Linked DNA regions of Homo sapiens: all the other regions are linked to region 3. Evidence: chromatin contacts called from ENCODE Hi-C or POLR2A ChIA-PET data. All regions are on one chromosome and are shown on one strand. Each heading gives the region's core, a stretch centred on a gene start or an enhancer-like site at or near the end of the contact. The rest is flanking DNA. Distances are from core to core; before and after follow the strand shown.

Region 1 (2,700 bases), core at 99-2,598, 480 kb after region 3:
CTTATTGCTACTCTTTTGTGGATTGTCTTTTTCCCTGTTAGATTTTAAATTTTTTTCTCTATAGCAATGTTCTGCAGTTTCATTACAATGCATCTAGTTAGGAATATATATATTTGATGCCCAGTGTTCACTATAAATCTATGATTTTTTTCAATACTGGAAAATTATGAACTGTTAGTTCCTTCTATATATTTTTTTCTACACCAATTCTTCTATTCTTTCATTTTGGGGCTGCTGTGAGTCTTCTGTTGGAATCCCTCAGTCTGTCCTCTTGGCTTCTGATGACCCTTTTCATGTCTTCTTTTTATCTTCTGTGCTATCTTCTGGGCAGTCTGTGAGCTTCCAATTTCAATGACAGTATATTCTGTTTTCAGGACTAGTATTTGGTTGCTTTTCAGAACCATATATTGTTTATTCATATCTGCTTTTTTTGTTTGTTTGTTTCTCATAGATGTAATTACTTCCTTTATCTCTGAGGGTTTTAAGCATGCTTCTTTTAAATGCTTTTGAGATTGCTCAGGTGTTTCTATTTGGAGGGAGTAAATGTTGCTGGTCTTTGAGCTTGTTGTCTAACTTTCTTCCTGTTAAATTTTCTTTCAAATTTAGGTTTGTATGCTCTTCCTGAGGAGCTCACTTCTCCCCATAGCTCTGGGTTATTTTCCTCCCCAGTTAATGGTTTTGACATTGCCTCTGTCTGGTTCCCAGGAACTCTGTTCTGGATCCAGGTTGAATGTTGGTGGATGGGCTCTTACCTCATGTACTGGGGATACCTACATGTAGCCACTCAGCTGGTGGGTGGCTTCCCCCAGGACGGGGCTCCAGGGCTGTGCCTGCTTCCTGCCCATCCACTGGCCTATAGAAAGGCCAATGTTTTAGCTTTTCCACCTCCTTTTACAAACAAGGGAGCTCAGCACCATGCCTGGCTTCAGGTGGTGATCCTGACTTGGGTCCTCTGCCATATCTGGAAGGTTTTGCTCCCTGTTACCCCAAAAGAATCAGACTTTGGTCATCTATGCCTTCTTGACCAAGAGACCAAGAGGCCCATGGTTTTGACACTATTTATTACTCTTTCTTTTTCATGGAAGTATTTATCTGATTTTTCAGTGTGATTTTATTTTTATTGCAGAAATACATGTTTTACATATTATTGCTGTGTTTGGAGTAGAGATGAGGGGGCCCACAACTTGAGCTCAAAATGCCATTTTGCCAGGGAATATCTCTCCCTATTAATCTTTGTGTTCCCATGCTTGTCACATAGCAGGTGCTTGATGAATTTTGGTGGTTTGCTGTTACTGAGACATGGGCCTATTGGAGGCACAGAGGCCTGATGGTGAGAAAACCCCAGTTACCACAAAGTCAGGGAAAGCTCTGTCTGAGGCCCTCTTCTGTGACTTGGAGGCCTATCTCAGAAAGCTCTACTTCCTGGAAGGACTATCAGGGTGTTAAAGTGTCCTCGCTACTAGAGAGAGGACTGATCCTTTTAGTGCAGAAAAGCATCCTCATCCACTTATGAGCCTTTCGTGTAGTGTTTAAAGAAAGTGTTGTCATTTAAGCTGATTTGTGGCCCATCAGAAGACTCAATATCCCCAAATTTGGATTCCTGGGCCAGTGGGTCAGTGTTCTCTTCAGCAGACTGCCTCAGTGGTAGAGACAGGAGCTGCATTGATTGTTGACAGGACACCAACCTGTGTGAAAAGCAGGTCTCACATAATCTGTCCAGGCGATAATCTGCTTTAGGATTGATAGATGCCCTCTGTGGAGAAAATAAGTCAGTAATGTGCTCTCAGCAGGAAACTTTGTCAGCAGCGGGTTGTTAGAAGTAAAGGGTGTGATTACAATCTAACTTCAGTGTAACTTTGACTCTTCCGTGTGTTTTTCTCATTTATCTCATGAGTCATAAAAACATTTTGATGATTGCAGCAAAGTCTGTGGCTACTTAGCTCTACCACACTGGAAACACTTTATCCAGTAATAGAAAGAAATAGAGTGCCACATTGTTATGTTCCAGAGATCCAGCCTCCGCTCTTTCTTTGTCTTTTATTGGAAACTTGTGAGATTTGGAAGACTGTTCCCTGGATGCATTTGGCATCCCAGTTTGCTGAGAGTTTCTACAGTTCTGGTTCACTGCTGGCTCAGCGTGGTGTGGGAGACATTGGGTGTTTTGCCTGTCCAGCATCTATTTCCATTCTTCTAGGAACTGGATGTTTCTGTCTGGTGGAGAACGTATTCCACAACTGGAGCCAGACCCACCCTGCCACAGAGGAAGCCACGTGACCCAGGAGTGGTTTAGAAATGGGCACATGACCCAAGCAGAGGCTTCCCAGGACCTTTCTGTTGGAACTATTTGAAACTACTTTCATTCCACTGGAATTCTATGCTGGCAACCACCTTCTCACCTTTTGGAGAGCACCTGTCCAGCAGGTGCAGAGAGAGGCACGTGTATGATGACATTGTCTGAAACCTTACATCAGCCTTGCCCGAGGTCAAATGCATTTCAGTGAATAAACTCATGGATTTCTTTCTTGATTTAAGCTAATTTGAGTTGAATTTCTGTCACTCAAGACTGAAAGTGTCCTGACCCTTATGTGTAGGAGTTAGGAGTGAGAAATCATTTAACAGAATTCTTGAGAGCATGCTCTGTTTACATCTTCACTCATTTCAAGCCCAGGCTACTTATGATGCATGCCTGGCCCTTAGGCA
Region 2 (2,700 bases), core at 182-2,681, 420 kb before region 3:
TTCCCAGCTGAAAGGGAGGCCAGGAAAAAGCATCTAGCTGGCATATATGTGTTCAGCTAAAATTTAAGAGTTTTATTATTAAAGAAAGAGGAAGAGAATGACTATTGGAGAACAACTAGTTATCTCTGCCACAGCATATTGAAGGCTTTGAGAAATCCTGCAGCTAAGAGATTTGGTCTGTTTTTGGTTTTTGTTTTGTTTGTTGATGAAAAAGCTACCAATAATCCAGAGTCATTAGTGTTCCTTGGAACATGCCTTGGGAAATGCTTTTATAGGTAACCTCAAGTCAGCGGGGTCTATTGCACTCCCCTTCCTCCAAGATCTGAGTGCTGAGACCATGGCCTTGCAAACTGCCTGATTATTATTTGGAGAGTGTCAGCTAGTGGGCTTTTCTGGAACAGAACGAGACTGGATATTGTATATGGGAAGCTGGTAGAATATTGTGCATGCAAAGCTGGTATGTTTTTGAGTTTGGAAATTCTCTGTTCTAATTTCAGGGAGGAACAGTTAGAGCAAAACAAAATGACAAATACTGCACACACCCAAGAGTAAGAGGCTCTAGTGCCAGCCCAAATATTTATACACCAGCCAGCCTCCAGAATGGGACAGAAGAACCAATGAATACCTTTTCCCTGGGGGATCATGACAGAGGTAGGCTACATTGCATGTTCCACATGTGAGAGGCATGTCTGAAATGAGGAGCAGTAGAAGGGCGGCCATTGGCAATTAGTCAAGGTTGGGAATCCTGAGGAGGCTTCTCCATGGGAACATCCCCCTGGGTCTGGGCTGAGGAAAGGAGGAGAAAGTATGAGCTTTCAGGCTAGACAGGGTTCAAATCCCAGCTCTGCCTTGTAGTAGCTGGGTGACCTTGAGCAAGCTCTTTAACCTCTCAGAGGCTCTGTTTCCTCATTTGTAAAGTGTAGGTGTGAGTCACTGTCTCCTAGGGTCATTGCAATGATCAAATATAGAAAAGAAAAAGTGTCTGGCACTCCTCCTCCTCCTTTTCATACCACAAGGACATTGGGCTCCTGTACCCAAGGTAAAATTAAGCTTTGCCTACAGTGGCTGCAGAGGGCAGTTCTAGCCCCATTATTCCTTGTCTGATAGAAGAAAGTGGCAAATCTGGCCTAATGCAATCACAGCGAGGAAGGCAGAGAAAAAACACTGGGCAAAGGGGCAGGAGAGAGGGTGAAAGCCCCAGTCCTGCTGTGAACTGGATCCCTTCCCCTCTCTGGGCCTCAGATTCCTCCAAGTTAATCGGACTAAATGGCCTGGGGTCTGTTCAGTTCATACAGTTGGTGGGCTCTGGCCTTATCCTCAGACTGCCAGCTCTTCTCTGAAAAATAGATGGAATTTTTCTTGAATTTTCAGTATGTGCAAGAAGCACGTACTTCTCCAAAATGCCTTCCTGTGTTAATTTATTTGACTAAGAAGGTTTGCAGTGACAGACACCAAACAGGAAACGGCTGTCATAGCTGCTGTCTGCAAGTTTTGTTTTTTTTTAAGGCTTTCTCCTGCACAACTCACCTTCTCTTCATGGCTTGGTATCAAGTGCTGGGGTGAATGGAAGGGAAAGGGAAAGGGAAACACATTTTTAGAAGGGAACATTTTCCTTCAAGTTCAGGGTCTACTGAAGGTTAAGGAGTATGACTATCCACAATGGCAGCGTTAGGTGGCTCCATTGCAGGGCCTTTGCACACTCAGTTCCCTCTGCCTGGAATGTCCACTCTGCTCGGTTTTTCTAGTTAATTCTACTTCTTTAGGATCAGCTCAAGCATCACTTTCTCAGAGTCTTCCAGATCCGTCTAGATTGTTTGTTGGTGCTGTGTTCTTGTAGAACCTTCCTTCAGTGCACTCATCTTGGTTTGCAATGGCATGTTCAGTAGTGTGATGTTTTGGTTAATGTCTCCCTACCCTCCTGTAACTGGACCATAAGCCCCACAAAGACAGGAGCCTTGTGGCTTGCCACCACATCTCTGGCAGCGAGCATGGTGCCTGGTACATAGTAAGCACTCAGTCCATGTCCATTGAATGAATGAGAAAACTCCCACCCCTTCCACAGCCCAGGTAGGCTGGCCACGACACAGTGTCTGTGGGATACATCTTGGCCTTGTCCCCTCGCCTGGTCAGCCTCGTCATGCAGGCCTTTTTTGCTTTCCATTCTCCAGGACTTTGTTTCCACTCTACCAAAGCATCTGATAAATTAATCCAGAGCCAACACTGGTGCCGGAGGCCCATGACAGCCCCTTCCGCAGCTACTTATAACTAACTTGGGGAGCAGGGGCCTCTGAAGACTGCGAGAACTTTGAGGCCAAAAGGAATGAGTATCTAATGGTGGAACTTCAGGTACCCCAAATGGCAGTAGAGGAAAAGGCTAACCCTGATCTTAACACTGTATCAATACCTTTTCTTGGAACTCAAAGACTCTAAGTCAGCCCCGTCTTCCAAGCCGCATTGAGGGCATTGTGCTAGCACACTGTGGGCACATGCATGTGTGTGTGTGTCTGTGTGTGCACACGTGTGCCTGTGTGTGTGTGTGTGTGATGAATTAGAGGGAACAGAAGACAAAGACATTGGTCTTGATTGGCAGACCTATAGGAGAAGGCAGGGCCCCCAGATGATCTCGTGTTGAACAACTCACCAGACTGTCCTGCTGGCAACAGCACGACGGCCTCTGGAAGCTCGCCCTTGCTTGTCGAC
Region 3 (2,737 bases), core at 121-2,620:
GAGGCATTTGGAAAATGTCTGGGAGTACTTTGGGTTGTTGTAAAGCTTTGGGAAATGAGAAATAATTTGGTACACCACTGATATTTTGTGATGGTAAATGCAATGACCAAGATGGTCTCATCCTGCCCAGTATGTCAATGGCACCATAGTTGAGAAATATTGTGTAGTCATTATTTTTTCTCAAGGCCTCTGTTGCCTGCACACCACTAATGAGTTTGTCACAATTAAGCCCAGAGAAAGAGTTTCTCTCTATTTCCTTTACCTTCTGAAAGATAAAACTTTTAGCGAGGAAATCAGTAGAGAATAAGTTCTACCTTTAGAGTAAGTCTGTAGGAGTTGTCAGGATATCTAAGGCTCTCATCATCACATTCCAATTTTACATAAGTTTCTTAATACATATAAGCTACTTCTGAATCCCATGGCTGGCCTTGTAGTCTATGGCATACCTTCACAAAGAAAATACATTTTCCCTGCTTTTATTCTCCCTCAATAACAATACTAATAATGGCTATAATTTATTGCATTCCTATCAGGTACCAGGTAAACATACAAACGATTTTTCACATAGGATCTCATAACAATTCTAGAAAGCAGCAGACCTATTGTATAAAGACACAGATTCAAGACAGATTGGCTGGGTTCAAATTCCAACTCTACTATTTACTAGCTATGTAACCTTAATCAAGTTATTTAACCTCTCTGCTCAGTTTCCTCATCTGTATAATAGATACAATTGTACTTACTTATAAAGTTGTTATGAGGATTATATTAAGCACTTAGAACAGTGTCTAATAACAGTAAATGCTGTGTTTGTTAAATACTCATTACTCCCATTTTACAATAAGAAAATCAAAATTGGAAATGTAGTATCATTTGTCTATAGCTGCTAAGTCCATAAACCAAGATTTATACCTAAGTTGTTTAAGTCCAAAACTTGTATTTCAGTCATTATGTTCTACAGTCCCTCCAAAAGCTTTTCAACAGGTGTCCAGCTTCAGGTGCAAGACTTTCCCTACAAGTGTGGACCTCTCAGGGCTACATCAAATTTAGCAGACTTGCTGTTCCAGCCATTAGTTCTACTTCTTTTTGGTGGTATCAATGGTATGTTTTATTCCTTTTATTAAAATTTCAAAGTTATTTTGTAATGAATATTATGTTATCAGAGGATCTACTTCTCAAAGAAAATCCAACTTTCACTTATTCATGTTTTAGTATAGCGTATTTTACCAAAAAGCATGTCTATATTTAATTTGTCAGGAAATTGCACTAAACTACTGAAAGAAAGCATCATGCAGTGCTATGTGGTATCTGTGGTATATTTTACATTAATGCTTGAAACTAGCTGTATTTTTAGAATGGCCTCAAGAAAACATGAGTCATACTTAAAAGCACGCCAGAAATAGAAACAAGATTCAAGACTGTACATTACGAACATCTGCAAAACAAAGTGCCAAACTGCCATGCATAACCTAATATAAACATAGCACAGTACACGAGAGAAATCCCCAACTTCAATGTTTTCAGGCACAAAATGCTACCTTCCAGGAGTCCACATAATAATAAACCGATGTCAAAATAATCCCAAAGAGCTTGATCCTATATTCTAAGATTCCTTTTCTATGTAAAGATAAAAACATGTAGTTCATACTGGCCTAAATCCCTGATTCAATTCCTAACCAATATTTGTTTTCAAAAAATATGTACTATTTTTTGCCCAGCCATATTCAAAGGCTTTAAAGTAATTTTATCATAGTTATCTAAATTATAATTTTCTCCCTTCATGAACTCAAATTTTCATACATATAAAAGTTAAAATTAAAATTCTAGAAAATTAAGCATAGGTCAGATTCTATTATAATAAATCCTTCAAAACTGTTGATGTTTTCTTAGTATCCCAAAAAGCAGCATAATATAATGGAGGAAAAAAAAAAGTCTTTGAAGCCAGACAGACCTACTGTGATTTTTCATCCTGTCTTTTATCCATGTCCTTAGACAAGCATTTTGACTCTTTCAGGTCTGTTTCCTTATTTTCTTTTTTAAATTTTTTAAATTATACTTTAAGTTCTGAGATACATGTGCAGAACACGCAGATTTGTAGTTTCCTTATTTTCAAAATAAAGATAATAATACTTATTGAGTATGGTTTGTGAGGATTATAGGTAAAGCACCATGCCCAGTCCCTCAGCCAATGAGAACCAGGTACGGGAGAATTATTCAAGTCTCATCCTCACCTGCAAACTCCTATCTCTGCTGTGTACCCTGGACACCAGGCTGTATAGTGTGGATTTGGTGGATATGAATAGGCTCCTGAGTTTACACTCAAATTACCTGCTGGGCCTAGAGGCAAATCTGAAGAATAAGGGAGAAAGGAACCCAGTACTTACTACATCCTCACTGGTAAAGCCTATGTTAGAGTACTTTCACTTGACATTTCATTACCATTTCATCACCCCACAAAATAGCTCAGAAAGAATCTACATCTAGGCCCATAACATGCCCCTGAATTTGATTTTTCTACCACATCACAACACAAGATTTCAAAGGAAGCATGACTAACCTCCTCACTGCAACTACGTGCTCATCTGCTAAACTTTCCCCTATTTACCATGTAACATTCTGTAGTTAGATATAATGGACATGAAGGGTGAAAATATTTAGCACCAAAGTCCTCATTATTTACAACACGAACTAACTGAACTAAAAAATTAATTTATTCACACAGCTATATTTATTAAGG

Evidence for each region. Hi-C counts contacts between places; a loop is a spot of excess contacts on that map. ChIA-PET counts read pairs that join two places held with the same protein, here RNA polymerase II (POLR2A). Pooled maps may share reads with other maps.
Region 1: a loop to region 3 is called in a map of naive thymus-derived CD4-positive, alpha-beta T cell, with 2.4 times the contacts of the local background. The contact joins two enhancer-like sites. A Hi-C loop is called at or near these places in 1 of 168 maps with a recorded cell type or tissue (naive thymus-derived CD4-positive, alpha-beta T cell), 4 of 37 single-sample maps with no recorded cell type and 12 of 50 pooled maps.
Region 2: a loop to region 3 is called in a pooled map, with 4 times the contacts of the local background. The contact joins two enhancer-like sites. A Hi-C loop is called at or near these places in 1 of 168 maps with a recorded cell type or tissue (OCI-LY7), 4 of 37 single-sample maps with no recorded cell type and 9 of 50 pooled maps. POLR2A ChIA-PET finds 5 or more read pairs at or near these places in 1 of 52 experiments (activated CD4-positive, alpha-beta T cell).

What each region holds. Positions count from the first base shown.
Region 1 is chr13:42,391,548-42,394,247 of GRCh38, forward strand. No RefSeq gene overlaps it. Among named protein-coding and RNA genes, the nearest start is that of LINC02341, 32 kb to the right of the region's middle. Within about 2 kb of position 1,349, at least 3 of the 41 ENCODE cell types and tissues checked have a DNase peak (open chromatin) inside an H3K27ac peak, as active enhancers do.
Region 2 is chr13:41,491,625-41,494,324 of GRCh38, forward strand. No RefSeq gene overlaps it. Among named protein-coding and RNA genes, the nearest start is that of RGCC, 35 kb to the left of the region's middle. Within about 2 kb of position 1,432, at least 10 of the 41 ENCODE cell types and tissues checked have a DNase peak (open chromatin) inside an H3K27ac peak, as active enhancers do; they include OCI-LY7, where a contact is called at or near this core.
Region 3 is chr13:41,915,386-41,918,122 of GRCh38, forward strand. The region is part of intron 2 of VWA8 (von Willebrand factor A domain containing 8); the gene reads right to left. Among named protein-coding and RNA genes, the nearest start is that of VWA8, 44 kb to the right of the region's middle. RefSeq lists enhancers at 1,311-1,390, 2,500-2,619. Within about 2 kb of position 1,371, at least 6 of the 41 ENCODE cell types and tissues checked have a DNase peak (open chromatin) inside an H3K27ac peak, as active enhancers do; they include OCI-LY7, where a contact is called at or near this core.